Linked DNA regions of Homo sapiens: region 2 is linked to region 1. The links are chromatin loops, found by intact Hi-C in ENCODE. Cell type or tissue: PC-3. All regions are shown on one strand. Each heading gives the region's core, and the rest is flanking DNA. Links, peaks and the distances in the headings are about the cores only. Region 1 overlaps NFE2L3 (NFE2 like bZIP transcription factor 3). Region 2 overlaps HOXA10-HOXA9 (HOXA10-HOXA9 readthrough).

Region 1 (2,906 bases), core at 149-2,648:
GAGCTGTAGAACACTTTCTCCCTCACAGCCCGCAGAAGGGCCAATCTGCTGACACCTTGATCTTGGACTTCTTGCCTCCAGAACTGTTAGAGAATAAATTTCTGTTTAAGCCACCCAGTCTGTGGTATTTGTTATGGCAGCCCTAGCAAATTCATACAGTAACTTATGACATCCTTTCCCATACAAAGACAATAGTGCACCTTTACAACTTCCTTTAGTAAACAAAATGAAAATCCCACTGTGAACGCTTGTCATAAACGCAATGTATGTAATTATAAGACTATTTCCGTAACATAGCTGTGAGTTAAAAACAGGCAAATGTCTGAAATTTCATCTCTTGTCCAATTGCCCAGGAGTTAGGGACTATTTTTTATTCTGAAATGAAAAACAATTTTTACTTTAACAATCAAGGACCTTCTTTCTCTTTCCTTTACTCTTAGAATTAAATATTGAGGCCAGGTGCAGTAGCTCATGCCTGTACTTGAGCCCAGGAGTTTGAGACCAGCCTGGGCAACACAGAGAGACCTTATTTCTATTAAAAAAAAAAAAAATCAGCCAGAAGCAGTGGTGCGCGTCTGTAGTCCCAGCTACTTGGGAGGCTGAGGTGGGAGAATTGTTTGAGTCCAGGAGGTTGAGGTAGCAGTGAGCTGTGATGGTACTACTATACTCCAGCCTGGGAGGCAAAGTGACCCTGTCCCAAAAAAAATTAAATATTGACTGGATCAGATTCTCTCTGTGCCCTGAAGAAACCAGCCCAACAGTTTCTTTTCTTTTTTTTTCTTTTGAGATGGAGTCTCGCTTTGTCACCCAGGCTGGAGTGCAGTAGAGCGATCTCGGCTCACTGCACCCTCCGCCTCCCAGGTTCAAGCGAGTCTCTTGCCTCAGGCTCCCGAGTAGCTGGGACTACAGGCACGTGCCACCGTGCCCGGCTAATTTTTAGTATTTTTAGTAGAGACGGGGTTTCACCGTGTTGGCTAGGATGGTCTCGATGTCTTGATCTCGTAATCCTCCTGCCTCGGCCTCCCAAAGTGTTGGGATTACAGGTGTGAGCCACCACACCCGGCCCAGCCCAACAGTTTCTTCAGGCAGTTAATCAAGAGGTCTTACCAGACCCCTCACCCAGCAGAGGGTCTCTGTACCAGGATAGGAAACCACATCAAAATGACTACAAGCCCTCTCAGTTTCAAAGTGGCAACAGCTCTCTGAAATACTGAAGCTGGCTGTAGGCAGCTGTTCCATACGTTTACACATTCAATTCTACAAAAACTGTTCATTTCTTTGTTTAACCTGTGTGTTACTTGGAAGAATGCATGCTTCATCCGTTGTGAATGACTGTGGTTATGAAGGGAAGCGTGTCAGCCCTGGGGAATTCCAGAGTCAGTTTTCAGATCATGATAAGCCCCAGTAAGAAGTGAAACCAAAACAGTACTCCTTTTGATACTTGGAAAATCCCCTACTCCAAAATATTTTTGCATATGTACATAAATTATGGAAAATTATACTATAAAACTCCTGCAACTCAAATGTAAGCCACCGGAATTATCTATTTTTTAAAATTAAAAATTATGTTCCTATGGGACAAAGCACTTCGTCTCTTTGAAGTTAACAGTAGCTAACATTTACTAACTAAGCACTTAAGTGACAGGCAAGTTCTAAGCCCTTTACATGGAATGAACTTTTTAATTCTCACATCAACCCTCTGAGGTAAGCCCCTTCTGATTCCCATTGTGCATGGGAATGCACACAGAATGAAGCACAGAAAGGATAAGCAACTTGTCCAAGGTCACAGACGTGGTAGAGCTGGGATTCAAAACCAGGCAGTCTGGGTCTAGCATACCCCACTTCTTCAATAACCAACCAAACTAGATATGCAGACAAGCCAAAAGGAATCCAGTGAGTGGGGACAGGTGAAGGAGGGTGGGTTAAGGACGGAGGGCAGAAGAGCGCAGCTACAATCCAGGCACCATGCTGCTCTTCCCATGGGCTTTTCCCACTTAATCAGCACACCTCCCCCTGGAGTACACATTCCTCTCCCACTTGACATGAGACACTGAAGCTTGGAGTGATTCAAGCAGCTTATGGGAGGGCATACTAGCAGGTGATACTCCCAAACCCAGGTCTAGCTGACCGCAAAGACCAGTGTTGTTTTTCCAGCCCATTTTCTCCCCAAAGTCATGGTTCCAAATTGCAACCTCTTCATTATGAATGGCACAATCTAGCACTGGAGAGTGATTAGCCTGGGCAGTGGAAGGCTGAGTCACCCCATCCCAGATGCACTGAGACGTCCTAGATGTCCCAAGAGCTTGAGTACCGTGTAGGTACTTAATTAATGTGCCAGTCTGAGAGTCAAGAGACTCAGGCTCTGGTCTCTCTTTTGGCACTGACATGTGGCTTTAGCCAAATCCCTAACCTAGGCTTCTAGTTTTCTTCTTCTTCTTCATTTTTTTTCTTTTTGAGACAGAGTCTCACTCTGTCACCCAGGCTGGAGTTCAGTGGCACAATCTCGGCTCACTGCAACCTCCGCCGCCCAGATTCAAGTGATTCTCGTGCCTCAGCCTCCCGAGTAGCTGGGACTACGGGCATGTGTAATCACGCCCAAGTAATTTTTGTATTTTTAGTAAAGATGGGGTTCACCATGTTGCCCAGTCTGGTCTCGAACTCCTGACCTCAAGTGATCTGCCTGCCTCAGCCTCCCAAAGTGCTGGGATAACAGGTGTGAGCCACCGCACTCAGCCCTATTTTTCTTAAGTACAAATTGTATATAAGGGTGCCTGGCCAGTGCACCACACAAGGTTGATGTAAAAGGCAACAAAAGTGAACTGGCCGTGACAACTGTAAGGAGCTGGACAGCTGATTTTTGCCAGATTGAATGTAACCAGGTCATCCCAGCAGTGAACATGGTGCAC
Region 2 (2,906 bases), core at 51-2,550, 1.0 Mb before region 1:
TCCGTGGGTCGGGCCGGGCGGGCCAGGCGCTGGGCACGGTGATGGCCACCACTGGGGCCCTGGGCAACTACTACGTGGACTCGTTCCTGCTGGGCGCCGACGCCGCGGATGAGCTGAGCGTTGGCCGCTATGCGCCGGGGACCCTGGGCCAGCCTCCCCGGCAGGCGGCGACGCTGGCCGAGCACCCCGACTTCAGCCCGTGCAGCTTCCAGTCCAAGGCGACGGTGTTTGGCGCCTCGTGGAACCCAGTGCACGCGGCGGGCGCCAACGCTGTACCCGCTGCGGTGTACCACCACCATCACCACCACCCCTACGTGCACCCCCAGGCGCCCGTGGCGGCGGCGGCGCCGGACGGCAGGTACATGCGCTCCTGGCTGGAGCCCACGCCCGGTGCGCTCTCCTTCGCGGGCTTGCCCTCCAGCCGGCCTTATGGCATTAAACCTGAACCGCTGTCGGCCAGAAGGGGTGACTGTCCCACGCTTGACACTCACACTTTGTCCCTGACTGACTATGCTTGTGGTTCTCCTCCAGTTGATAGAGAAAAACAACCCAGCGAAGGCGCCTTCTCTGAAAACAATGCTGAGAATGAGAGCGGCGGAGACAAGCCCCCCATCGATCCCAGTAAGTGTCTCCTCCCTTCAAATCCGCCGCCGCCTCCACGCCGGCCTCCCGGATCTGCTGGCCCGCCAGGTTTCTCTCGAGCCTGCCTTCGTCCTCGCTGGAAGCCTCTCGAGTTGGGGCCAGGAGCCAGAAGTTGGTGTTTGGGACGCCTCAGATAGGGCCCCAAGTCTGGAGAGCAGTGAAGAGCGGCCCGCAGGGCTACGGGAGAGGAGGCGGCTGCTGCAGCGAGAGGGGGCGGGGCGGGCACTTCGGGACGAGCCAAGACTGGCCGCCCCTCTCCTTGGCTGCCCAGGCCCAGGACCGAGATACTTTGGGCCGTTCTTCGAAAGCAGTGCAGCCCAGAGAGCCTTTTGTACAACTAGATTGTCCGTGAGCGGCGGCAGCCAGGGCAGCCGGAGCTGGGACGCTGGGGGAGACGGCCGATTCCTTCCACTTCTTGCCTTCGGCCAGTGGCGGCGTAAATCCTGCCAAGATGAGGCTGCGGGCGACCCGGGCCACAAGGGTCCCCATGACAGATTATTCAAATAAGCCACAGACGTGATCAGCGGCCTTAGGGCGCCCTGACGGCTTGCCCAGCTCCGAAGGCCTTCCAGGAAGGTTAAATAAGGAGTGGGGGGCGTAGAGGGACAGGTTGGGAAAGAAAGACGAAGTCAGTGAACGGGACAGAGGAATCCTAATCTTGCTACAGAACACAAGGCAGCATGCTTTCCCTCTGCGTGGCAAGGAGACCTGTTTCCAAATTTCATTCTATACAGCGTTTTGAGAGTGGGAGGAAGGAGAAGGGGGACAAGAGGACAGAGTAGGAGAAAGGAAGGTCTCGGAGGGGAGGGCGAGCCAAAGTTTTACTGCGTGCAATTTTAAGTGACTGTCTGTGCGTCTGTCTGCCAGGGTTCCATTGTGTCCGAGGCCTGACTGCCTTTCCTAACCAGTTCAGCAGAGTTCTGCACTTCGGCCAGAGACCCCATGCAGGAGGCTCATTTGCCCCAGCGGGATGTGCGTCTTCTGCTCCTAAACCCAGTGTTTCTCTTCCCCGCAGATAACCCAGCAGCCAACTGGCTTCATGCGCGCTCCACTCGGAAAAAGCGGTGCCCCTATACAAAACACCAGACCCTGGAACTGGAGAAAGAGTTTCTGTTCAACATGTACCTCACCAGGGACCGCAGGTACGAGGTGGCTCGACTGCTCAACCTCACCGAGAGGCAGGTCAAGATCTGGTTCCAGAACCGCAGGATGAAAATGAAGAAAATCAACAAAGACCGAGCAAAAGACGAGTGATGCCATTTGGGCTTATTTAGAAAAAAGGGTAAGCTAGAGAGAAAAAGAAAGAACTGTCCGTCCCCCTTCCGCCTTCTCCCTTCTCTCACCCCCACCCTAGCCTCCACCATCCCCGCACAAAGCGGCTCTAAACCTCAGGCCACATCTTTTCCAAGGCAAACCCTGTTCAGGCTGGCTCGTAGGCCTGCCGCTTTGATGGAGGAGGTATTGTAAGCTTTCCATTTTCTATAAGAAAAAGGAAAAGTTGAGGGGGGGGCATTAGTGCTGATAGCTGTGTGTGTTAGCTTGTATATATATTTTTAAAAATCTACCTGTTCCTGACTTAAAACAAAAGGAAAGAAACTACCTTTTTATAATGCACAACTGTTGATGGTAGGCTGTATAGTTTTTAGTCTGTGTAGTTAATTTAATTTGCAGTTTGTGCGGCAGATTGCTCTGCCAAGATACTTGAACACTGTGTTTTATTGTGGTAATTATGTTTTGTGATTCAAACTTCTGTGTACTGGGTGATGCACCCATTGTGATTGTGGAAGATAGAATTCAATTTGAACTCAGGTTGTTTATGAGGGGAAAAAAACAGTTGCATAGAGTATAGCTCTGTAGTGGAATATGTCTTCTGTATAACTAGGCTGTTAACCTATGATTGTAAAGTAGCTGTAAGAATTTCCCAGTGAAATAAAAAAAAATTTTAAGTGTTCTCGGGGATGCATAGATTCATCATTTTCTCCACCTTAAAAATGCGGGCATTTAAGTCTGTCCATTATCTATATAGTCCTGTCTTGTCTATTGTATATATAATCTATATGATTAAAGAAAATATGCATAATCAGACAAGCTTGAATATTGTTTTTGCACCAGACGAACAGTGAGGAAATTCGGAGCTATACATATGTGCAGAAGGTTACTACCTAGGGTTTATGCTTAATTTTAATTGGAGGAAATGAATGCTGATTGTAACGGAGTTAATTTTATTGATAATAAATTATACACTATGAAACCGCCATTGGGCT

What was found. A loop is a pair of places that touch in the nucleus more often than their neighbours do. Peaks named below come from ENCODE experiments on the same cell type or tissue, not always from the same donor. Only the 100,000 strongest peaks of a DNase experiment are listed, where the experiment ranks them.
Region 2: a loop joins it to region 1, with 6 times the contacts of the local background. A loop is called at or near these places in 2 of 110 quality-filtered maps.

Annotation. Positions count from the first base shown.
Region 1 is chr7:26,154,990-26,157,895 of GRCh38, reverse strand. All of the region lies in intron 1 of NFE2L3 (NFE2 like bZIP transcription factor 3), which reads right to left. Among named protein-coding and RNA genes, the nearest start is that of NFE2L3, 4.2 kb to the right of the region's middle. RefSeq lists enhancers at 450-499, 700-779. In PC-3, for the core only: no CTCF peak of the experiment used is centred there; DNase peaks (open chromatin) are centred at 185, 1,345, 2,045 and 2,145; H3K4me3 peaks cover 2,479 bases; H3K27ac peaks cover 2,500 bases.
Region 2 is chr7:27,162,593-27,165,498 of GRCh38, reverse strand. It overlaps HOXA10-HOXA9 (HOXA10-HOXA9 readthrough), which reads left to right. Exons shown (of 3, transcript NM_001433944.1): 2 at 532-621; 3 at 1,658-2,906. The coding sequence ends at 1,896. HOXA9 (homeobox A9) reads left to right here. Exons shown (of 2, transcript NM_152739.4): 1 at 1-621; 2 at 1,658-2,906. The coding sequence starts at 42. The coding sequence ends at 1,896. Among named protein-coding and RNA genes, the nearest start is that of HOXA9, 1.5 kb to the left of the region's middle. RefSeq lists enhancers at 1-548, 549-1,426. In PC-3, for the core only: a CTCF peak has its summit at 1,081; no DNase peak of the experiment used is centred there; H3K4me3 peaks cover 2,500 bases; H3K27ac peaks cover 2,500 bases.